Linked DNA regions of Mus musculus: all the other regions are linked to region 1. The links are chromatin loops, found by intact Hi-C in ENCODE. Cell type or tissue: heart. All regions are shown on one strand.

Evidence for each region. Hi-C counts contacts between places; a loop is a spot of excess contacts. Peaks named below come from ENCODE experiments on the same cell type or tissue, not always from the same donor. Only the 100,000 strongest peaks of a DNase experiment are listed, where the experiment ranks them.
Region 2: a loop joins it to region 1, with 5 times the contacts of the local background. A loop is called at or near these places in 12 of 42 quality-filtered maps.
Region 3: it touches region 1 in a loop (8-fold over the local background); 20 of 42 quality-filtered maps call a loop at or near these places.

The regions. Positions count from the first base shown.
Region 1 is chr13:35,768,781-35,776,780 of GRCm38, forward strand. The region is part of intron 3 of Cdyl (chromodomain protein, Y chromosome-like); the gene reads left to right. Among named protein-coding and RNA genes, the nearest start is that of Cdyl, 110 kb to the left of the region's middle. In heart, CTCF peaks have their summits at 3,287 (motif pointing left) and 5,188 (motif pointing right); no DNase peak of the experiment used is centred here; H3K27ac peaks cover 1,502 bases.
Region 2 is chr13:35,026,792-35,034,791 of GRCm38, forward strand. It overlaps a transcript of Eci2 not described here. Among named protein-coding and RNA genes, the nearest start is that of Eci2, 37 kb to the left of the region's middle. In heart, CTCF peaks have their summits at 371 (motif pointing left), 4,379 (motif pointing right) and 5,108; no DNase peak of the experiment used is centred here; H3K4me3 peaks cover 500 bases.
Region 3 is chr13:35,944,138-35,952,137 of GRCm38, forward strand. No RefSeq gene overlaps it. Among named protein-coding and RNA genes, the nearest start is that of Gm30127, 16 kb to the right of the region's middle. In heart, a CTCF peak has its summit at 3,414 (motif pointing left); no DNase peak of the experiment used is centred here; H3K27me3 peaks cover 459 bases.

The DNA of each region.
Region 1 (8,000 bases):
TTCTAGCTTTGATGTTCCTTTCTCCATCTGGGTATTTTTAGTTTGCTTCATATTTGTATTTAAAGTACCTCTTTAGAAAATAGATTATAGAGGGTTTTTGCGTTTTTATTTTTATTATTTTTTTGATGGTGTTTTGCCTTTTAAAAGGTTCGATCTGTTTCTTTTGATCAGAATCTGTACCATTTACATTTATTTGTGTTTGTAGTTATACGTATGTTACAGGGAGGTAATGGGGGAGGCAAGGTGAATGTGAGTACAAGTACCAGATGCCCTTGGAGCTAGAATTCAACAGGGAGTTGTGAGCTGCCTGATGTGGGCACTGGGGATCGCAACGCTTGCTCTTAATGACTGAGCCATCTCTCCAGCGTCTCCTTTACATTTAAAACTGTTTTACTCTTTGTCCACCCCACCCCCTTTCTCCTTCTTGCATGCTTGGCCAATTTTCTGTTCACCTAGCCACATTTCCCAGCCTACCACTTATGCATAAGATCATTATTAATGTGATTATATTTAGATCTTTCATATTTTGCTTTATTAAGGAAAGGATTTTCTTTGCTTTTCTATATTAATTTTTAATTATCCCATCAGTTCTTTTGTTTTCTAGCTATATTTCTTTGCTTTTCTGGGGAAAATAGAATCATTGATTCAAGGATTACAGTATTAGCTTTATCATAATCTACTTAGCATGGGTGTCAAACCCAGAGGAAACAGTTTCTACTGTGGTGTATTTTCATTTTCTTCTAACCTCCTGTGGTCATGTGCTAGAACCTTCATGTGTTCTGTACCTCCCTTGGTATAATTATAGATTTTGCTTTTAACTACTCTTTTACAGAAACGAAGATTAGAAATTGCTTATTAGCAAACATATCCCCACAAATCCTGTTCCTGGCTCTGTTTCTTCTCGCACATCCAGGATGCCATCCTGTGTGATTTCTGTTAGACTGTGAGACCTGGCCCTTCCTATAGCTGGGGTCTTCCATTGGATGAAGGGATGGTTTTACTGGAATTGTTAGAGTGCTTTGCTGGGAGGCTGGCTGTTTATCTTCCTCTTTAATCCCTTGACTGTGGCACTTGTGTCTTAATAAGCCAGTAGTTTCTAGGGAGGGGCTGTCCTTTGTTCTTGCTGCCTTTCTTTTCCTGCTCACAGCGTGAATTTCTACCTTCAAGGTGTTCTTTACCTGACTCTGTTTCTGTTAAGCTTCCTTTGGGGACATTGCTTGGGGTTCCCTGAGCTGTTGTGAATGTTACATCTCCAAGCCTTTCTTCCTTCCTTGTGCACTCCTGAGTTTTCCCTGTTTTCCCCGATTCCCCACAGGCATTCCGTTTCCTGTGGTCATGCAAGTCTGAATTCTCATGTCTCAATTCATTTCTTTCTGGTTTTGTTTGTTTTGTTATTTTATGCTTTTTATTTGGGTCAGTTTACTTGCTTGTTGGTTTGTTTTACTTTTCTTTCCGATGATGGAAGAAAGAAAGCATACTTGCTAAACAGGTGTCGTTTTAGTAAATGTGTTGTTCCTGGCTGTGGAGATGGCTCAGTCAGTAAACCATTTGCTTTACAAGTGTGAGGACCCTTGTTTGTATGTGTTCCACATAAAAGCCTGGTGGTCAACTGGGTGTGGGGGGGCATATGCCTTTTTACAGCAGCACTTGCTAGGTAGACACAGGCGTCTGCTGAGCTCAGGCTGGCCACATAGAGACACACACACAGAGAGAGGGACCCTGTTTCAGAAACAAGCTGGTGGTGCCTGACTGCGCTCCAGTGTTGATGGAACAGGAAGAATAGGCAGGTAGATTGCTTAGAAGCTCCCAGGCTGGCCAGCTCGGCATACTTGGAGAAATTCCAGGCCAACGGAGAAACCCTCCAACAAGGCATCGAGGTACCTGATGGCGCGCCTGAAGTTCTCTGATCACCCTGAGGTTTAATTACTTAAACTACTTTGTTTAGCTCTAGAATTTCGACTTTCCTAGTCTCGGTTTTGAGATTGCTTTCTGCTCACTCATTGGCAACATGGTTTTTCATAAGTTTTTTGAACCTATTTCTTACTTAGGAATCACTTGGCATCAGATTTTACAGTTTTTGCTTATGTATTGGGTTTACCTTGCTGTTTTTCTTTTTTTGAAATTTGTGCATGTGCCAGAGACTCAGCCCTTTCAAGTTCTTAGGAGGGTTGCTGGGTTTTTATCGTAGCAGACGGTGGCGTTACACGGAGGCCAAGGACTGCGCCCCTATACTTACAAGCTGGTCAGTCCCTGCTGTGGTGGTCTTGCGCTTAGCCAGTCCACTCCCCTGGGCTTCATGTCCCTGAAGGCTGGACTGGGGCTGAGGATCTGACATAGACTTCCGCTTTGCCTGCTGTGAGTTCTACACACAACACACTGGAAGCTCTGCTGCCCTAGCCATGCTTGCTTGGGAAAGCAGATTTGTGGATTTGGCTCCGTGTTGGGCTTACATTTCCTGGGCCCAGCTTCCTTCTCGCCATGCTGCCTGTGGTCTACCTGGTGCACATGAAGCTGAGCTGCAGCAGTTTGTGCTTGTTCCTTATTACGCCTGTGTCCTGCACACAGTACCCTGCTTTTCTAGTTCACCTCCAACTCTTGAGTTCTGGTATGTGAGACCAGTTACCCCAGTGGTTCTCAGCCTGTGTGTCACAACCCCCTAGGGTTGTCACATGACCCTTTCACAGAGTCGCCAAAGACCATCAGAAAGCACAGATATTTACATTATGATTCACAACAGTAGCAAAATTATAGTTATGAAGTAGCAACAAAAATAATTTTATGGTTTGAGGTCACTGCAACATGGGCAACAACGGTTACGGTTGAGAAGCACCAACAGCAAAGACCAGCTCTTAACTGCCTGCCACAGGTTCACAGCCACGACTGTGGGGATAGGGTAGAACCTTAACCAGAAAATACAGACTCACCATTCTTACCTATTACCTATTACCTATTACCTGTGTAGTCTTTAGATTTTTCTTTTTAGTTCAGTTTTCACACAAGATATCTGCGGTGTCAGAGTAGCCTCTTCAGTACTCTGCTGTGAGAAAAAGTGTATTGTTCAGTTTCCCTGTAAATAGCAGGCTAGTTTGTTTCATGAACATGGCTTCCTGCTGAGCTGCCATTGCCTTTGTGGTCATTATTCTGTTCACATCTGAATCGAGATGATTTTGTATTAAACCCAACTGTTGGTCCCTTTCTTCTCAAACACATTTGAAGTTGTCTTGCGTTTCTCCAGTGGAGGGGCGGTCATCGAGGGTTTCTGGAACCGCAGCTCTAGAGCGCCCTCTCCTGTCCTCAGCAGCCACTTGAAAAGGTGCCCTGGTGTTGTGGAGCCCAGGGTCTGTCTGTCATTCTCCCCCTCCCCTTTGTTTAGAAGGGTCCTTCCATTTCCCTGCACCTGTTCTTTCTGCCCTGGTGGTTTGCTGTCCGCAGCAGTGTTTCAGTAGTGGTGAATTCTCCAGGGGCCCATAAGCCTTAGGCCACCGCAGCCAGTCTGCCTGCAAGAGTCCCTTGTACAGTCCCTTTTACAGTCTCACCTACAGGTGGGTGTCAGTACGCAGACAGCCCTAGAGGTGCTGTGCTGATGCTGGCTCCGTCCACTGTGCTGATGCTGGGGTACTTTGTCCCCTCTTCAGCCTGCACGGGTCCAATGCAGTGTGCCTTAGCTTTTGCTAGACTTTCCCTGCCCCTGGAGCACTCGGTAGCTTGTAGCTGTGGGTTACTACGTTGGGCCTGCATCTGAGGAGTACTTCTGTTAGGGAAAGCAGGGAGATAAAAGTTGCCTTCGCGCTCACCCATCCTCTGCCTCCTGGAGGTGGACAGGCTGGATCCTGCTTTGAAGGTTGGAATGATCTGCCATATAACGAAGACTGAGAAGTAGGTCTGTTTCATGTCCATTCCCTATTTGCCCTTTGACCTGGGGCCTTTCCTACCTGAAGGGACTTTGATCTGACCTCCCATCTCAACACCCAGTCCTGTGTCCCAGCTCTACATCACAGGCACTAGTGGCTTTTGGGGGGAATGCTTCCTTGATTTTTCAAAACCTTTCCATAAGTATTCCTGAAAATACCCCTCCTTGCCAGCTGAGAATGATGGCTTGTTTTGCAGTATTTGAAAAGCTTGCTTGCTTGCTTGCTTTCTTTCTTTCTTTTTTCTTCCTTCCTTTCTTCCTTCCTTCCCTCCTTCTCCTTCTCCTCCTTCTCCTTCTCTTCTTTTTTGTTTTGTGTTTTTTTTGAGGGTGTATGTATCCTGGCTGTCTAGGAATTCACAATGAACCAGGCTGGCCTTAAACATCCACCTGCCTATGCCTCCTGAGTGCTGGGATTAAAGGTGCGCCTCTGTCACCGCCACCACCACCCAGCTTAAGAGGCTAGCTGGCTCCCTCCCTCCCTCCCTCCCTTCCTCTCTCCCTCCCTACCTCCCTCCCTCCCTCCCTCCCTCCCTCCTCAAATCTTTATTTATTTTATGTATGTGAATATACTGTCATTCTGTTGAGACACACCAGAAGAGGGCATCAGATCCCATTACAAATGGTTGTGAGCCACCATGTGGTTGCTGGGAACTGAACTCCAGACCCCTGGAAGAGCAATCAGTGCTCTCAACCACTGAGCCATCTCTCCAGCCCTTAAGAGGCTTTCTTGTTTGTTTGTTTAAAAAGGGTCTCACTATGTAACTTTAGTTGGCCCGGAACGTGCTATAATCAAACTATAAACCAGACTGGCCACAAACTCAGAGAGATCTACCTGCCTCTGCTTCCTGAGTGCTGGAATTAAAGGCATGAACCACCACACCTGACTTTAGAAGGCATTTTATTCAACTGTGGGTGTATTTATTGTTCTAGGAAGGATGTCTGATTTACCATGTTGGAGAAAGTGAAAACTTTAGAAAGTTGTTTCTCCCATCTCCACCCCATGACTTACTTCTCTCAAGGTTCGGTTACTCCCTCTACTGTTTTAAACATTGGATTTTGAAGTGCTGTTGTGCTCTGTGTATATCCTTAAGCTTGCTACCTGCTTCTCAGGACACCAGTGCCAAGCCATCTGTTTTGCTAGAATTGGGCTCCTAGGTCACGTGTGTGTAGCCGGTAGCCTGTAGGTGGAGAAAAGGTGCAGCACCTTTCAGTTCTGAGATCACAGAAGAAAGGCCCTCTGCAGCCACCCTGCTTCCCAGCCGCCCTCCAGCTCTGCCCAGCAGAGGGTGCTGGGACGCAGAGAAAGAGTGGGATGGCCAGACAGGACCGAACACAAGAACTAACCTCGCCCACCCTTGTGAGGCAGCTGTTAATCACCCCCTTTAAGGCTGAAGACATTCCAGAGCACATTCATCTCCACGTGTCCCACCCTCTGTGACATTGGTGACTGTCCTGTCCTCTCTTGTCCCAAGTGCTATAAACAATAAAGTAACCTTACCTGGGTTTCTAGACAAGACAGTTTTTTAAACTTGACTATTCTACAAACTGATGATGATAGTGTGTGAGTGTGTGTGTGTGTGTGTGTGTGTGTGTGTGTGTGTGTGTGTCTCCATGTGTCCATATCCATTCCTGTATAGTCTACCCCATGGCTGGTGATAAATGCCCAAAGCTATTTGAGAAAATGTCCTTCAATGGTAGATAATCTGTCTGAGGAGTAGTTAAACGTGTGTAAGCGCATGCCTTAAATGAAAACACATTGGCCCACTTAACACAGGTGTCTGTCCCATGTCTATGTGTCTATCTGTGTGTCCAAGGTTATATTTGTTTCAAATATGGAAAAATATAGAACCAGTAGTTAACAATGAATTTTGCTACATAAAGATTTGAGTCAAAATTCAAATCCCTTCCCCAAAAGAGAGAACTAGATATTATATCTGAAGAATAATAATATATTTGAACTGCTATGGTCTTATGCACATTAAAAATGTGCTAACCAGTAATTAGTTTTTTTCCTCTTCTAAATGTAAAAAAATGCTTTTATTTTTAGAAACTTTTAAAGACAAACGTAACTAATGTTAATCTTTTTAATATGACTTTATTACATTATACTTTATCCTGTGTGCATGTGTATACTGAGGCAGGAGGATCACATATAAGGTCAATTTAGGCTACATGGCAGAAGGAGACAGGCTGAGAGCCATGTGCTATCTAGAGCAGTAGTTGTCAGCATGTGGGTTTGACCCTTGGTGGGGGATTGAACGGCCCTTTCATAGGGGTCACCTGAGACCATAAGGAAACACAGATATTTACATAATGATTCATAGCCGCAAAATTACAGTTACAGAGAAGGAACAATATCATTTCATGGCTGGGGGTTACCACAAGGTGAGGCGTTGTATAAAGGGTCACAGTGTTAGGAAGGTTGAGAACCCTGCCGTAGAGGCAGGGCCTATGTGAGGGGGGACAGCCTGAAGGAAGACCGCCCTCCCACAGAGTCCACTGCCTTAAATGAAGATCATCTGCAGAGCTCTGGGAAGCCCATCCCTGCTGCTCCAGCCTGCATCCTTTGTCATGCATCCCTAGCAAACCCTGTGGAAGGCCGGTTCCTTCTAAAAATATAGTGGACCCAAAGTTAGGGACAGTCTACAAAATAAGTGGAAAACTTTTCTAAACTACAGGCAGAGGTCATGATAAAAAAGACAGGAATTGCCCCAGATAGAGAGCAAAAAGAAATGGAAGGAACGCAGGGCAGATCCCAGAACAGAAAGGCACATCAAAGGGGCCATGGTGAAGTGAGTGAAATTTACATAAAGTACTCCAACAAAGATTGAAATAAAATTAGTTAAGTATTAAAAAATTTAAAAGTAAATTGACTTTTAAAAGCTTGTATTTTAATTTTGTCTATAAGTGTTTGCACTGTATGTATGTATGTATGTATGTATGTATATATACCACATGAGTGCCGGGTATGCACAAAGGCCAGAAGAGGGTGTTTGAACTAAATTACAGACAGTTATGAGCCGCCTAGTATGGGACTGGAGCTGAGTCCACGTCCTCTCCAAGAAAAAAAACTATTCTGAACCTCCTTCCAGCCCATGAGAAGTGGGGTTTGTTTGTTTGCCTGCTTTGGTTTTTGTTTTTTAAATGTTGAGATTCATTAAAGTATTTTGATTGGAAAAGCAGAAACCATTTTTTCTTTGTGTGTGTGTGTGTGTGTGTGTGTGTGTGTGTGTGTGTGTGTGTTTTCCCATTTGTTGCACCCAAATGTGTTGGCTTTTTCTCTATTCCATAGTTTTCCCCAATCCCATGACATGTCCACTTTGACTGTTCCTTACACATGCATGTAGACATCTTGATTGGGTCCTTCCCATAAGTACTCCACAGCCTAGCCCAACAGTGTTCATTCTAACTTTGCCTAACTTGGTTGGATGTCTTCCTGTCAGTGAGACTCCGGGCTCTTGTTAGCCATACTGCGTTTTCTCATTCGCCGCCCAGTTCTTGTTCGAGTTTGTCAGCTCACATTCTTATATGAGGAACAACCTTATTAACTAGATCAAGTTTTAATGAATGATAGCCCATGGACCAAATCCACTCTGCTTCCTAGTGTTGTAGACAGTTTTTTGGAATAGAGCCCGCCCATCTGTTTGTGTTTGTCTGCGGTTGCTTTTAGTACATTGATCAAGTTCTTTCAGAGAGTGGATGGTCTGTAAGGCTGAAAATACTTGCTCTCTCACAGAGTGAGCTTGCTAACTGTTGAATTCTTCTGAGAATAGATTTTTTTATATGAAATTTTGTCTTTAGCTTTACTGAGTGAGGATAATGTTTTCCAGTTTATTCCTCTTCTGCTCCCTTCAGTGTGGTGATTGTACTCATTTGTACAATTGGGCACACTCCCTATTCCTTGTATTTAAATTGTAGGGCTTCCCACAGTTGACTGGAATGAAATATTTTGACTAAGTGGTGGAACCATATAAAAAGGCATACCAAATTCAGTGCCCCCTGCTCCCACCCTTTCCTCCTGTCATTCTGACAAGGTCTGCACTTTGTCCACCCATTGCTCATCCCCTGCGGGTGACCAGCCTTCTTGTAT
Region 2 (8,000 bases), 740 kb before region 1:
TATCCAAAGTTTGAGTGGAGCCCTGAGAACACACAGGAGCCCTTCTTCTTCAAACTATCCTTCAGGAACACCAAGGAAAGGCAGCCTGAAGGGTTGGTGCTGGGCAACTGCACATGAATCTGACAACTACTTTTTTGTCTGTCCTTACACCCATTCCTGCCCACATACTTAGTTGTCAATGGGCTCTAAAATCAGTTCCATGATTGGGGGTACTTACTTTTGACCTGTTGTGCTGCTTCGACGGATTTGAAGCCAAGACGAAAATCCCCACACTCTTCACCGGAAAAACACAAAAGGGGAGTCGTCTTCCCTCCCCAAGCCCCTCCCCAAACCAATGGTCAGAAGTCACGTAGTCCTTCTGCTGCCACCTGGTGATGTCACATAGCAACTACATGGTGTAGGGGAAAGTTTTAACATCAGCAAAAGAAGTCTGTAATTCTCTTCTAAGGCTCTAGTTTTACTAAAATTAAAGATCATTAACATCATAAAAACTTAAAAGATCTGCCTTTTAATGACTTTGTCTTTACTTTCAAACCTCTAAAAACTATATAACGGGAGATAAGGCAAAAAGAGGGGAAAGGTCTAAATGGGGGTTGGATGGGTGGGTGGGAAGGGCAGATAAATAATACTAAAGATGTTTGAAAAAGCCATGTGGAAGCCTAGTATTTGATAAGCATTCGAAATATTTATCTGCATATGTCCCTATACTTAAAAGTTTAAGTATACATAAACTTACATAGAGGATAATGCTTCACTTGAGGGCCACAAATTTCCAAACCAGGTGTGGGACAGTACCTATGGATCTGACCAAGAAGGAGGTGTCCTGGGCACCTCCAGAACATAGCAGGTTTCTGCCGGAGTCTGAGTTTGATTTATCTCTGAGTCCACTGTATCAATACCAGGCTGCAACAATAGGTGCTTAGTAAATCCCTAGGAATGTGTTGGAGACAGGGCTGACACACTGTATGGTCTCTTTTAGGGGTGCCACAGATGGTTTGGGGTTTGATTGAACTTTTTTGGTGAGATCTCTCCCTGCCATTCTTCCAAATTAACTGCAGCATCGTTTGAAGCCTGTATCTTGCAGACTGGGGTTGGTACAGGAAGTAGGGAAGGCTCTGAGAGAACCACTCACTGTCAGGCTGTTGCTGTCGGCTTGTCTCCATCTTTCCTTCTGCACCACACACAGATGGCAGGTTCCAGAAACTGCTGGAATTAAGGTGATGGAAATAGGTGCAGCTCTTAAGGACAAGTGTCTGAACAAAACTGATGAAAAAGAACATGGACATGTTGGTCAGGGATCTCGAGAAAAATAGAATCAACTGAAGAGAGATGGAAGAGAGAGATTAAACATTACCTATTTTCTCATACAATATATTTTGATTATATTGTTTTCCCTTCCCTGACTGCTCCCATATCCTTCCCACCTTGCTACCCACACAACTTCATAGTCTTTTTCTTTTTTGTAAAGAAAAAAAAGCAGAAAAATCCAGCAAAAATGAAGATAAAAACAGACAAACCAACAACACCCCCCAAATAGTAAGACAAAAAAAAAAAAAGCACAAACAAACCCCAGCAAGTCTATTTTGTGGTAGCCAGCTACTTTTGGGCTTGCGACCTGCCCTGGTATGTGATTGATATACCCAGTGATGCTCCATTGGAAAAAAAAAAAACTGATTTTCCCTTATTCAGCAGTTACAATAGCAAGTAGCTTCTTGGTTAAGGGTGGGATTTTGTGTTGCCACTTCCCCTTCTCAGTGCTGACATTTTATCTGGTTCAAATCTGTGCAGGTTTTGGTGTGTTGCCCCAATCTCTGTTCCTTCATGTGTACATCAATGCTGTTGAACCTGAAAGATGCAGTTCTTGGAGTCATCTGCCACCTCTGGCTCTTACACTCTTTCTGTCTCCTCTTCACTTGGATCAGTGGTTTTAACCTATGGGTCCCGACCCCTTCGGGAGTTGCCTATCAGATATCCTGCTTATCAGATATTTCCGTTACGATCTATAACACTAGCAAAATTAATTATGAAGTAGGGACAAAATAATTATAAGCGTGGTGGGTCACCACAACATGAGAAACTATATTAAAAGTTTGCAGCATTATGACGGTTGAGAACCACTGTATTAGACCCTTGAACCTTGAGGGGAAGAGTTTAATAAAGACATCCCATTTGGGACTGGGTGCTCCAAAGTACCTTATTTATCTACCCATTGTGCATTTGTGGGTCTCTGTTAATTACCATTTTTTTTTTTTTTGATACGGGTTGAATGATGCTCTGATCTCTGAGGCTTTTGTTTGGCATCCTGAGTTTTTCATTTGGAATTTTATGTCAGTTTGGACTTTTTTTTTAGTGACTTTATGTCTTTATTTAATGCTACTTTCAGGTCTTGAATCGTTTCCACTGTCTTATTCAACTGTTTGTGGTTTAGTGGTTTTCACCGAGACATCTCTTCATATCATCTTGAAGGTCTTTGAACATACTCCTAATTATTATTTTTGAAGACTCTTGGGGCCTAATGCAATAGGTTTGCTGGCTTCTGGAGGAGGCATATTGTCTTGGTTGTTCATGTTTGTGTGTTTCTGGAGTTACGATGTTATAAGCATTTCTTGGTGTAGATACTGGGTCTTATCTTTGCTGGGTGAGTGTTCTGAAATTTGTGGCTGTTGCCTACTCTGTCCTGGCCAAGTGTGGCAGCTCTGGAGTCCCTGTTGCTGTTCTGCAGATTGTTGGGAGTCACAAAGGAATGGGCTAGAAGGAATAGCTGAGAGGGGTAGGTAGCAGGGAATAACTAAGGGGACCCTGGGTCCACACCAAGAGGCTGAGTCTTACCTGAGTCCCAGCCTCAGAATGGCAGCTAGGAGTCTCTGGTAGAGAGAGTTCTCCAGCTCCACAGAATCACAAAGGACTATAAGCAAAGGCTGAAAGGGGCCACCAGGAAAAACTAGGGGAAGTTTCTGAGATAGATTTTGTTTTATTAAGCAATTAGCCACCTGTTAGAGGATTTTTCAAGAGTAAAGTTCAAACGAGCCCTGGAGGCTGAAGACCTCGGGAATTTCAGTTTGAATTTAAGGTGGGCTTCTGGCAGAATTTTTTCTGACACAGGAGACTTGCCTCTGTCTTGGCTTTAATAGTTCTTTCAACTGATTAACTGAGGTTCACTCCCATTATTTACTTTCCTGGGAGTCGATGAATCTAAATTAGTGTTCACCTCATTAAAAACAACTCCACAGGGACATCCAGCATCGTGTTTGACCTAATGTTTGGATACCGTAGGCCAGTCAAGAAAATTAACCATCCCAGCAAGGTATGTAGGAGGGAAGCACCTTAGGAGGTCTGTTTTTATAGCTGTCATGGAAATGTGGGCTTCTTGTTAGACAGGAGCAGATTATCCGTACGTGGAGCCTGCGCTCTCTTCCTGCAGCCCAGCAACTGGGAGGGCTTTGTTTCATAGCTGACATCTTTGTTTTATTGTCACTAGTTGAAAACTATTCTCCATTAGTTTATGCTCAGCAATATAACACACACACACACATTTCTGCAGATATGTTTATGTTTAAATATAAATATACTTATTTGATAGGAATAAATTAAATAAAATTGTAGAGGGATTTTTTTTTTTAAATTCCATATGTGGTGGTTTAAATGTGCTTGGCCTAGAAAGTGGCACCATTAGGAGGTGTGGCCTTGTTGGAACATTTCTATAAGAGTTGAAATATTCAGTTTGGGAATTCCAAAAACATGACCTCAGGAGTATAATAATAATTAAAATCCAACTTTATTTTCTGTCCAGTGCTAACTTTAGGTCAGATAGTAAAAGGGGAAGTTTACATAAGCAAGCACACACCTACATTTATGCAGCAGCATTTTATCTCCCTGTACTGTATATCTTTGTTCATTTGCTTATACTAGACAGTGACTCTTTAACAAGGGGGAATTGCCATGAAGTGTTTATAATGAATAAGAAAGACCTGGTGCTGCCAGATTCAACAGGTCCCAAACTGAGCTCACTTTTGAGCCCAGCTCATCTTTGCTCCAACCCCGCATATGCTTAGTCATCAAGGTATACGTCTTTTGGTGGCCTTAGGAAGCCCCCTTTCTCCTATTTCCCATAGCAGGCCATAGTTCTTAGAAGAAACCACATTTATACTGAAGGTTCTGCAGGTTAACTGGCCAGGAAGTCAGAATTATGAGCAGATGGAAAGTTGCATATGGGGCCAGATATCTTCATCTCTCTTTAGCCCTCTTAATGGTCATTTGCTACCACCAACCTATGAATCAGACCTAACATCTTTGTGATGTCAAGTAAAACTTTTGGGCTGTATTGTAAATTTAGCAGACCATTAGCTTCCACCAAACCCAAGTTAAGAACGCCACAAGATGGCACCTGAAACCTACAGAAGAAATCCCTGATATTCTGTTATAACCACACCTACCTGATGTGCCCACTACGGCATCTATTACGTACATTGACTAACAACTTTCTTTAGTTCCAGGTCTATAAATGTTCAAGTTTTCTCCCTTAGTGGAGCATACCATCCAGGGCAACCTGAATCAGGGTGCCCATGCTATAGCCATCTTTGGCTCAGGATAAACCATTTCTTATTCCTGTTAGAGGACGAGCTATGTTTTTCACTGATACCGTGTCTAGCCATCAAATCCTAGGGTTCCTCCTTCATAGTTCTTGCCACTTACCCAAGCTCCTTATCACTCATGCCCTGAGTCCACAGTAACTCTGAACAAGGTCTGTCTATCTCCTAGCCAACGCTGATTCTGCCAGGCTACCCTCGAGAAATGTACATTTCATCAAGTTACTTCTTGTCATCAACCTCTTCAGTGTGGCCCAGAAGGTGCCTTGCAGCTGGTTCTTGTCTATTCCCCTTAATCTTGTCCCCATTCACATTGGCCCTTTGCTGTTGTCATATAATCAACCTGCTTTCTATAAAGTCACAGAGCTCTCACCTCCCCTCACTTACCTGGTTTCTGGCCAGATGTTTCTTAGTCTGTAGTCACCAGCTGCTGCTCTTTATTCTTCAGAGCCTGTGTTCTCTCCAACCTCTGGGTGCTGAGGCTGTGATTATGTCAGCTGTAGGCTCTGCTCTCCACTGCCCCAGGAGGACGGGCATGGCTCTGCATAGCCTCCTGGCTTCTTCAGAGGTGGGCCCTTCAGAGGTGCTCATTGTGGAGGGGATCTGGCCTTATGAATGAATTAATGTCGTTTTTCTCAAGGCAATGGCTATCTTGGGAGTTTTACTCCCTCTTCCTGCTTCTACCTACTACCTAGCCGCCGTTGTCCTGACATATGAAGCCTTCCATTATATTCCTTATGTTTTACATCTCCAGGGCCTCACCAAAAGCTGAGCATCTTCTGGCACCACCAACATGAATTTCTAGATCCGTGACCCCAAGCGAACCTCTTTTCATTATAGATCACCCATTTACCATTTCTCCGACATGGTAACAGAAACTGGAGTAAAACAGTCAGATCCTCTATTTAGAATATAAAAATCCCAATTAACCCACCTTTCCCCCTCTGTAGCAAAGCTTCTTGAAGGCTCTCAACAACCTATCTTGAGAGATAGCTCTTCTCCTTCATTCCCGAGGGCAGAGAGCATGAACTGCTTTCCTCCACTTGGGTCACAGGCTTCTCTGCAGTCCAAGTATGTCAATAGCCTGAGGCTGGATGCCTGGCAGTGTCTTTGTCTCATGACTGTCATGTGATAGACACCTACTACGTCCGTTTACTGAAAATAAACTGAGGGCTTGGGAAGCACTGTATAGAAATCAGAAAAATAGATATTTTTAGGATGCAAATAAAAATAATTTCAATGAATACCTTAAAATCTATAAAAATTCTCCACCTCAAACAACATAAATAGAATACATTTTCCCCCTTTTGAAGGCTCTTAATATTGCTGGGTGTTCTGAGCAGACAGGGAATGTCACCCTTGAGACATCATCAAGAGGCCCCGGGAGCTGCCTTATGGTTGCTGGAGTGTGGTCTTTTCCCTTTTGCTGCAGTACCAACATTTCATGTATATGTTTCTTCGGTGCATTGTTAAAGAAATACCTGCTGAGGGCTTGCCACTTGGCAGCCCCTGGGCTGAGCACTAGCAAGCACACCACAGTTACGTTCTAAAGGGAAGTCGAGGTGTACCAGTGAGAAATGATTTGAGGAGAGATGTGTGTGCTGGAGGCTTAGATCGCCTGCAGGGTTCCTGATCTACACGGGAGCAGAGAACTTTTGTTTCTTTATGTATATCCTTGATAGACAAATGGACACTTTCCAGATGAAGAGGAAGGATGTATGTGAGGTCTGTGTGTGTATGTGTGTGTGTGTAGTATATATGTACTGTGTGTAGTATGTATATGTTTGAAGTATGTGAGTGTGTATGTATGCATAGTATGTGTGTGTAGTGTGCACAGTCTGTTGGGTATACTGTTCCATCATTCTTGGCCTTGTTCCCTTGAGATTGGGTTTTTCAACCTAGAGTCCAGTATTTTGACTAATTAGCTAGAACAAATGATCCTCTTGTCTCTGTCCCCCCCTCCCCCCCACTACTCTCTTACAATTTTGTTTGTGTGGCCAAACCCAGACCTTTAAAAAGCAAAACCAAAACCAACTCTGTGGGGCAGGAGAGCCGTGGGACAGGGAATAGGGTGAGAGTGAGGGGTGGAGGGGTCAGGACGTGGGGGATGGAGGAGGTGGGGGTTGGGAGAGGTGGAGGGCATGGGAGAGCAGACTAGAGCAAGAGTGGGGTTGATGTGTGTCTTGAAATACATCAGCAGGCTCTGCTGCCCCGGGCCTGCATGCTCTGGTACACAGCCCTGTGCCCCCACCTCTGTATACTCTGGAGGAGGTTATAAACACCCCCCATCCTGTAGCCAGGTTAAACTTCCTCTCATAAGATCACATCAGGACAGCACCCAGAGTTCCTCCTTATGCAAAAGATGCGTCCCCAGTGCCCTTACTCTGAAAGCCCCTATCCATTCCCAAAAGGTATAAGTAGCCTTCAGTCACATGATTAAATGAGCTATCTCGCTGAAGCCTCTCCTATGAGTCTGACATTACACTCATGGCCACCTGAGACCTCTGTCGCTCCTTGCAGTTCCTGCCTTGCTTTTCCTCTCAGGACTTGCTGGTCTCAATTTTAGGTGATTGCACCAGGATGGGCAGGGAAGCAGAGCCAGAATGACATACACCCCTCCCCCCACCCCTGACACACACACACACACACACACACACACACACATACACACACACACACACACACACACACGATGCAAACTCAGTTCCTCGTGCTTACACAGTAAGATCTCTTACTCACTGAGCCCCAAGAAAGAATTTTCTGAGCCTGCTTGGGTATTTGTGTAGTGGGATAGACACCTGTATCTTTCGTCCTCCCCACAATGGCAGCTCTTCTGCTCGCATTCAGGAGAGTTCTTCCTTGAGCATTATAAGTGACTAGCCTTGTGGGTAGTTGGTATGGCCACAGGTGACTCCTGTTCAAGGGGACATACTAGCACACTGAGTCGATAAAGGCAGTCTCCAGAGTGCTCTGAATTACCAGTGAATGGATCTTTGTGGAGGTCAGAACAGAAGGATGCAAGATTCAAGGTATGGACTCCATGTCTCTTGCCTTGTGGCAGAAGTTCCATCACAGGGAAGGAGAGGGTAGAGCCTTCCATTCCCCTCCCCCTCTCTTTCCACATGATCATGGCTAGCCTCTACTCCTCTACTCTTTCTTGCTTTCTTGCTCTCCAGCTCTGTGCTCTCGTCCTACTCCTCCCCTCTCTCCATTCCCCTCCTCCTCTCTTTCCACATGATCATGGCTAGCCTCTACTCCTCTACTCTCTCTTGCTTTCTTGCTCTCCAGCTCTGTGCTCTCGTCCTACTCCTCCCCTCTCTCCATTCCCCTCCTCCTCTCTTTCCACATGATCATGGCTAGCCACTACTCCTCTACTCTCTCTGCCTTTCTCTGTCTCTACTGCTCTCTCAACTC
Region 3 (8,000 bases), 180 kb after region 1:
AGGGGAACAGCTTTAGAACTCAACGAAGTTGGTCACCATGCTAGCACAATTACAGCAGGTGTGCCTCAGAGAGGCGGAGCCCCAAGGACTACGTGTCCTGAGGACCACATACTGTTGTGGAGCATGGCTCTGCGTGCTGCCCTGGAGTCAGGACACCCTCATAACCTATGAGTTGTCTGAAAACTGTAAGAGGGCTTCCAGCCCCTCCCTGGGCAGTGTCATTAGCACTGAACAATAATAGCAATGATCTTTTCCAAGCATTGCTGCTGGAGCAGATTAATGATCCAACCATCACCCTCAGATGGACTTAGAGATGTATATTGTTAGTAATGACCCCCACCCTTAGAAAGAATTTGGAGACGTAGATTGTTAGTAGAGTTAGGTTGAGATGTTTTTGTTAGTGGCTTTGATGTAGATAATCTTGGGGAACAACGTAAAGTTCAGAAAGGTGCACTCTGGAAAATTGAACAAGGGGTTGTTTGAGGTCAGGGAACAAGAACAACACAGCCCAACTGGTACTGGCTTACATACCTCTTTTGCTAAAGCTGGGCTGGTGGTCAAAGTGGTGATTAATTCCTTTTACCCAGAATTTTTCACCAGCCCCAGAGAATTAAGTTTTACTCCCTCAGAGAAATGTCTGCTGAGTGATGAATTACTGACTCCACATCCCTCAATCTGACTTATCAAAGCTCGCATCAGCACTACGGTTTGCTCAGCCTGCTTTCTAATAGAACCCGGGACTCTCAGCCTAGGGATAGCACCACCCACGATGGACTGGGCCCTCCTGCATCAATCACTAATTAAGAAAATGAATTACAGGCAGATTTTGTGGACACATTTTTTTTCAATGGTGGTTCCCTCTTTTCAGATGACTCTAGTTTGTGTGTCAAGCTGCTCTAAGACCAATCAGCACAACGTCTATGAGCCTTCGCCCCACAATGTGTTAGTTGCTTATATCAAGTGGGAGAAAGCAGCCTGTTGTAGGCCCACTTCTTGAGAGTTCCATGGGTATCAGACACCTTAAATTTTAACTGTGAGTAATTATGTCAAAGATAAAGGTGGGGCAGAAATGTGGTTCAGTAGGGAGCGATTGCCCACTATGTGAGCCCTGGTTTGATCCCCGGGACTGGAGAGGGCCCTGTGCAGGACTCTGGGGTGTCTCACATAAGGTTGTCTGTGAGAGTCAAGCGACCTTCCTTCCATCCCCACACAGCCTGTGAGGTGTATCCCCCCTCCTATCTCCTTAGCTAACCTAGAGGAGCTTAATTAACACATGCACAAATTAAGATCTCCCTGGCTCTGAAATTCTATAATTATTCTGAACAGAGTAGAAACCGATTAACTCCAACTGCTTCTCCCAAATTTCTAATTATTCCATTTGGACTAAGCAAAAGCTTATTTTGCTCAGCAGAATTTTATTGCAGATAGGTCAAATTTAAAGAGAGAAAAAGAGAGAGAGAGAAGGCTGGGATAAGTGTTTACAATATTTAAAGGAACACAATGTTAATGAGCTCATTTGAAACTGTTAAGTTTATGACCCCAGGGACTTCAATTAAGTAAAACAGATGAACAATGATAACTTTTCTGTTTTTCTGGTTTTTTGTTTTTTGTTTTTTTTTAATGAATATCTACTGATCCTTTCTCTAGACTAGGCTCTGTGGTAAATACCAGTGCAGAGCAAAGTAGAAGCAGTCAAGAGCTCGTGGTCTCGTGGGGATTGAAGCGTCCCTTCCTGGGGGTAGGAGGGAGGCTCTGAGGCTCATAGCATTTTCAAAACACCCATGGGAGTCATGGAACCTCCCTCCCAAGGTTCTATAGCAATTGCTGGAAGAGAGATGAGCCTTGGGTCAGCACGGCTGTAAGTTGTACAGAGAAGTTCAGTGATGCGGTCTTCATGTGCTAGGGTCACCAGTGCTAGGGTGACTTTCCAGTGTTACAGCCACTAGAGTCACCCACGCTGCTTGAGTAACCCCAGGGCACACTGGTACACCGAGCTGAACCTAAATGGAGTCGTTTCTTTGTTACATTGGTTACATTGTTGCCCTCTCTATCTGAGCAGGGTGGCACACGCCTTTAATCCCAGCTCAGGAAGGAGAGGCAGATGCAGACAGGTCTTGTGTGAGGCCTGTTCTATACAAGAAGTTCCAGGTCAGCGAAGAAAAGAGGAGCTGGGGAGAAGAAAAGAAATAGACTCCCGAGATAAAGTAACTACTGTGGGTTAAGAATGAGGAAGTTTCTTCTAAAGTAAGATAAAGTTCATCACTTTATTTGCAGGAGGATGGGTGGATGCAGGAAGATGGGTGGATGCAGGAGGATGGGTGGATGCAGGAGGATGGATGGATGCAGGAGGATGGATGGATGCAGGAGGATGGATGGATGCAGGAGGATGGATGGATGCAGGAGGATGGGTGGATGCAGGAGGATGGATGGATGCAGGAGGATGGATGGAACTTTGGCCCCCCTCCCCCCTTCCTTTGGACTTTGTGATGAGCCAGGAAGAAGGTGTGTGCACTATACTTTACAACCTGACCCCTTTCCATCTACTCCTGACCTTTCTCCTCCCGCCACATCAGAGATTTCTCTGCAGACTCCCTAGAGGATCTCCGTGGTAGGCTGTTGAGGAACTGCAGCACACAGTGCTGCTTCCTTCCCAGAGGCTCTCAGGCAGTCTACCCACTGCCCTCAGCACCCGAGGGTAGAGATCAGACACCCAGGGATAGCCCGAGTCCCCGAGTCTCCTAAACAACTCACATATTCCCATTGTGGACATGTCCACCTTGCATCACCTGTTCCTTTCCACGGGGACCACAATAAAGGCTCTGCCCACAGCTCTTTGAACCCCCTGCCTCTGGGTCACAATGATGTTTCCTGTGGTGTGTCTTGGGAATCGTGAACAGCAAACGTTTTGTTATTGTTTGTTTGATTCGTTTATTTTCTCTGTGTGAATGCTAGCTTTGCTTGAGCGTATCCGTGCGCACCATGCGCCTGCGTGATGCCAGCAGAGATCAGAAGACGGTCTTTGATCTCCTGCAGCGGGTGTTATAGACAGTGTCGGGGCTAGGAACCAAACCCAAGCCCTCTACAAGACCAAAAAATGTCCCTATCTACTGAGCCATGGCCCCAGCTCTGTGAATAATAAACATGAAGCAATCATCTCTTTGGGGAGACTGATACGGGAGGATCACCGTGAGTTGGAGGGCAGCCCGGACTATAGAGACCCCGTTTCAATGCCTCTCATGCTAAAAAATATTCTCCTGTTATCCTTCCATAACCTCGGGATTTCTATCAACGTATTATATTTTGAAAGAGGGGTATAGGGAGCAAACAAGTACAGCCTCAAATGACAGGCCACGAGTTGGGTTTAGAAAGCCTTAGAGACAAACTAGGAATGCGGCGCCACCTGCTGGTTGTGATGTTGCACTGCAGTACTAAAGATGTTGCTTCTGCCGAGTATTGCATGGAATTGAATTGTGGAGCTCAAAAAACCAAATCCTGTGCAGATAGTTATTTCTGGTGTGCCCATGCTGGCAGAGCTGAGGAGCGTGAACTGGGGAGACAAAATTCATCCAGGGGAGGCCAAAGAACCTACCGCAAAAGCCTAGGTTCACTGAGTGATGGGCGCTGGCATGGGACTCATTTCCTCACCAAGGAAAAACAGCTCATGGTGACTGGAAGCCCCAACGTTCTTCAAGTGGGAAATCCTCCAAGAGTTTCTGAACCAGATGAGTAAGGCCAGTCGCTGTTCTCAGCCCTCATTCCTGGCTTGTGTCTGCTCACTCGACTTAGACAGGGGAAGCCTGGAGGTTTTGCGATTGTCAGCTTTGACATGTACCCAGATGTGTGCCCACCTCTATGAGAGTGGTGGGGAAATCCTCAAAAACACGGGACAGCTTTAGCAGCACATATGATGAGACAGGACACAGAAGGGCCTCCTCAGGAGCTGCGAGTGCTAATTTCTCTCGTTTTTGTTTTGTTTTGTTTTTTTTATAGAGTTTCTCTCTGTAGCCCTAGCTTTTCTGGCACTCGTTCTGGCTTCCAACTCAGAGATCTGCCTGCCTCTGTCTCCCAGGTACTGGGATTAAATTTCTGTGCCACCACTTATGGTATAATTTATCTCATTTCTTCTCACCTCAGTGTACTGGAGCTCTTTGCTTTACACAGTGACTTGATGAACTGTTGGAAAACAAAATTTGCCATTAAAAAATAGAGTAAAAAAAAGGTACATAAACCAAAAGGACAAATACATTTCAGATGTAATTACAAACATCCCCCAGGTAACTACCTTCGGCAGTCAGGAGGGAAACACCGGAATGGACGCTGTGACCTAAGGCTCAGGCTGTTCCACTTTGCTATACAGGATGGAACTGGTAAGTGGCCCCAGAACCCTTGCCAGCCTTGGGAAATCCTGAGCATTCTGCTCTATTCTTAACACTGCACTCACAGCAGTCCACCAGGCTGGGAGTGGGGCTCTCCTCTGTATGGCACTGTCCCCAGCCACAAGTGACTCCAAATCACAAGGAAAAAAAATCAGTTTCTGAGATTATTAAAAGTGTCCACACAGACCAGCTCCTGTCTCTTGATCTTTCGAGCCATGCAAACTACAAGTTGTATTTTGATGACATATGACACAAAGACAGGCAAGCCATTCCTCTCGAGTCTGGTTCTCAGAAGGTACTAGCTTTTTGTAATATGACGTGGACCAGCAGTCACTCCCAGGGTCAGCTGTAGATGGTGGGGATGGGAGACCTGGCAAGTGGTAGGAAATAGGAGGGGGTCATGGTGACCATGGAGCCAGGTCAGGGTTCCCATGACCACTGCTTTCTCTTCCCTTACTAGAGAGGGAGCCACACACACCCTTTCCTCCAGTCCTGCGGAACAGAGAACTCAGATAGTGAGACATGCTGGCTTCAGGATATCCTCAGACTGAGCCCTGGATGCAGAGTAAGGGGGTAATGATGGGGGAGGGATGGGGGAGGGTAATGATGGGGGAGGGATAAAGAGACAGAGGGGTACAGAAGAGGTAAGGAGAGAGGAGGAAGAATCTAGGCACGGTGAGGCTGTTTGTACGTTATCAGGTCCTGATGGCAGAGTCCTCACGAATGGATTAGTGTTCAGGACCCCAGAGAGTTGGCTCACCCCTTCTGCCATAGACTCTAAGAGGCGGTGTCATCCATGGGTCAACATCAGGCTCCCAGCAGACATTGATTCTGTTCTTCTCACTGCAAGGAAATAGGCTTCTGTCATTTGTAAGCTGCCCAATCTGGGGGCTTTGTTTGGATATCTCACAGAAAGACAGATAAAGAGAGCAGCCATTTCTCATTAAAACGGCAGCATCAAACCTTCCCAAAAACTATCAGAGGAAGCAGATTTCTCCCAAAAACCACAGGCATGGCTATTCCAACTAACAGCATCAGAGAAGAGCAGAGAAGGGGCTTGCTACAAATGGTGGGCAGCAAGGGTCCCTGGCACGATAAACACCCATTAAGGCAAAATATTCAAACCAGAATCCGGAGGATTATTTCTTTGTAAATTACCGGGTCTCAGCACTTAATACGCCCCACCCCATACACCCGTGGCTCCATTAAGAAGGCTTCAAGTTCTTGACTGCCTATCCCCCCACCCTTGAAATGTTGATTTTTCCAGATGTGGGCGCACAGGGATGCAGTCTCTTTAAGGCAGTTACAGTGTGGAATCTGAAACCTTCTGGGGTTTTCACACTCAGTTACAACTGGTTTATTTTGCACTGACCAGGCTCGATGCTGCACTACCATTCATCCATCATTCAGGAAACAGGGTTCACTGAAAAACCGCGACCTTTCAAATGTTGACGCCTAACCATTACAGTACACATTTCACATTTGCTTTCCTGCTGATGTCAGGGTGAACACTGTAAAGTCAGGAAGCTGTCAAACTGTGTTGCACAAAGTATTTCCCAATTACCACTTCCCCCTAAAGTTTAGATTTTTCACATCGGCAACACATTTTCCGGTCACTCTCATCCAAGTCAGAGGCTCACATGGGTTGTTTTCCAAGAAAATATCAGTCAACGCTCACGCTTGTGTTAGAATGCTCTGAGCTCATCCATCTGCCATCGTTGCAATAAAGAAAAAGCAGCCAGTTCAAGTCAGACTCAGTCGCCAAGTGCTGTCCTCAAGGCTACCATCACGCCTCTTCAGATGCTGCGTCGTTTGCCATTTTGCCTGCTCTCCACAACGGAACGGATCCACATTGGCAGGAACAGGATAGACCACGGTCTTAACACTCGTTGCCCCCCATGTTCAGCCACCCCTCAAGACCACAGCCACTTGCCAGAGAACTGGCCTGGAGGGAGTGTATATCCATCACTCACCAACACCCAGAGAGAGCTTAGTCTCTCTCCCCCATCTCCCTTGCTCCCTTGCTCCCTGCTTCACCCCTCTCATTTTGAGCCCAGGCTGTCCTCTGGCATCCCTAGGGAACTGTAGAAACCCTGTGAACTCCATAGAGGACCCCACCTTGTCTCCGGTGGCTACCTTTCCCCTTCTAGACATTTGATTGTCAAACCCCTCCCCCCCCACTTGATCAATGACTTGTTTATTTTTCAGCCCTGTAGTAGCTATTCCCAGTTGTCCACTTGACCACATCTGGAATGAACTACAATCCAGAAATGGAGGACACACCTGTGATCCAAATCGTGAGGCTGGAAGACACAGACTTTTGATCCAGATATTGACATGGAATGACACACAATTTTGGCCTGGATGTTGAGGTATAGTGGCCATGAAAAACTTAGGCCCAAGTGTGGTGGTACAAACCTTTAATCCCAGAAGAAAAAAGCAAGCAGATCTCTGAGTTCAACGGCAGCCTGGGACAGAGCAAGTTCCAAGTAAAGAATGGCTTAGGTCCGGGCAAGGTGGTACACACCTTTAATCTGGGCCATGTCTTCTGCTGGAGGCAGAAGGACGACATAAAGACGACGGAAGAAAGAAGACTTGCTTTTCTTCACCTGCTTGCACTTACTTGCCAGCACATCTGGAACCCACTTCTTCAGGATTCCAGTGCATACAGAAGACCAGCTGAAACACCTAGCCTCGTGGGATTAACAACTACTAGACTTTTAGATCTCACATTCACGGCTGCCCCTTGTCGGGTTAGTTGGACTTCAGACTGCAAGTCATTACAATAAATTCCCCTAAGATATAGAGACATTCCAAACGTTCTGTGACTCTAGAGAGCCCGGACCAGAGCAAGCCCTAAATCCCTGCTCCATTGATGTATGTAAAGTTGCTTGGACCAAAACCAACCACCCAACAGCACTTCCTGTTCCTGTGTATAAGCTTTCATGGTATAAGCTGCCCCTAGGATCGACCCCGAGATAAGAGCTTTAAGAAACTATTTAAAATGAGCCTTCCATGTTGAATAATGGTCGAGTAAAGTTTAAGCTCCCACGACCTCCCCAGGAACTGACATCCTACTTGGCAGAAAGAGACATGTACATGGGTAACTGACATCCTGGTTGGCAAGTTAAGACACGAACGTTAGACAAGTCTCATCTTGGTAGATGAGGTAGAACATAATTATTTGACAAGGTAAGTCCCCTGCCACAGCTGGAATGCCCCAACACCAATGGAAACAGGATAAATGTACATCAAAGACAAGTTCCTAAGGAAATCCCCTATCCCTAATCTAACCAATCAGTTATTTCCTGGTTGGTGAAATAACGTGGCACAGATGTTTGTGGATTTGGGGTTCAAAAATCCTGTAGAATCTTAACTCAATATCATGGTTCATTTCCTGAATCTGGGCCATGGCCCTGGTCGACCAGTCCTGAGGTGTGTGCTCAATAAACTCTCCCTATCTGACTGAGGTCGGTGTTCGTATGGTTTGTGAGGTGATTCCTTGACCCTAACAATAAGAAGGATAAATGTTGAAAAGCAAGCAAGACCTTGCAGTCTTTCTCTCTCGCTCCAGGGGCTGCAGTGACCTCAGCAGAGGTAACAAACACCCCTTTCTCTTACTGC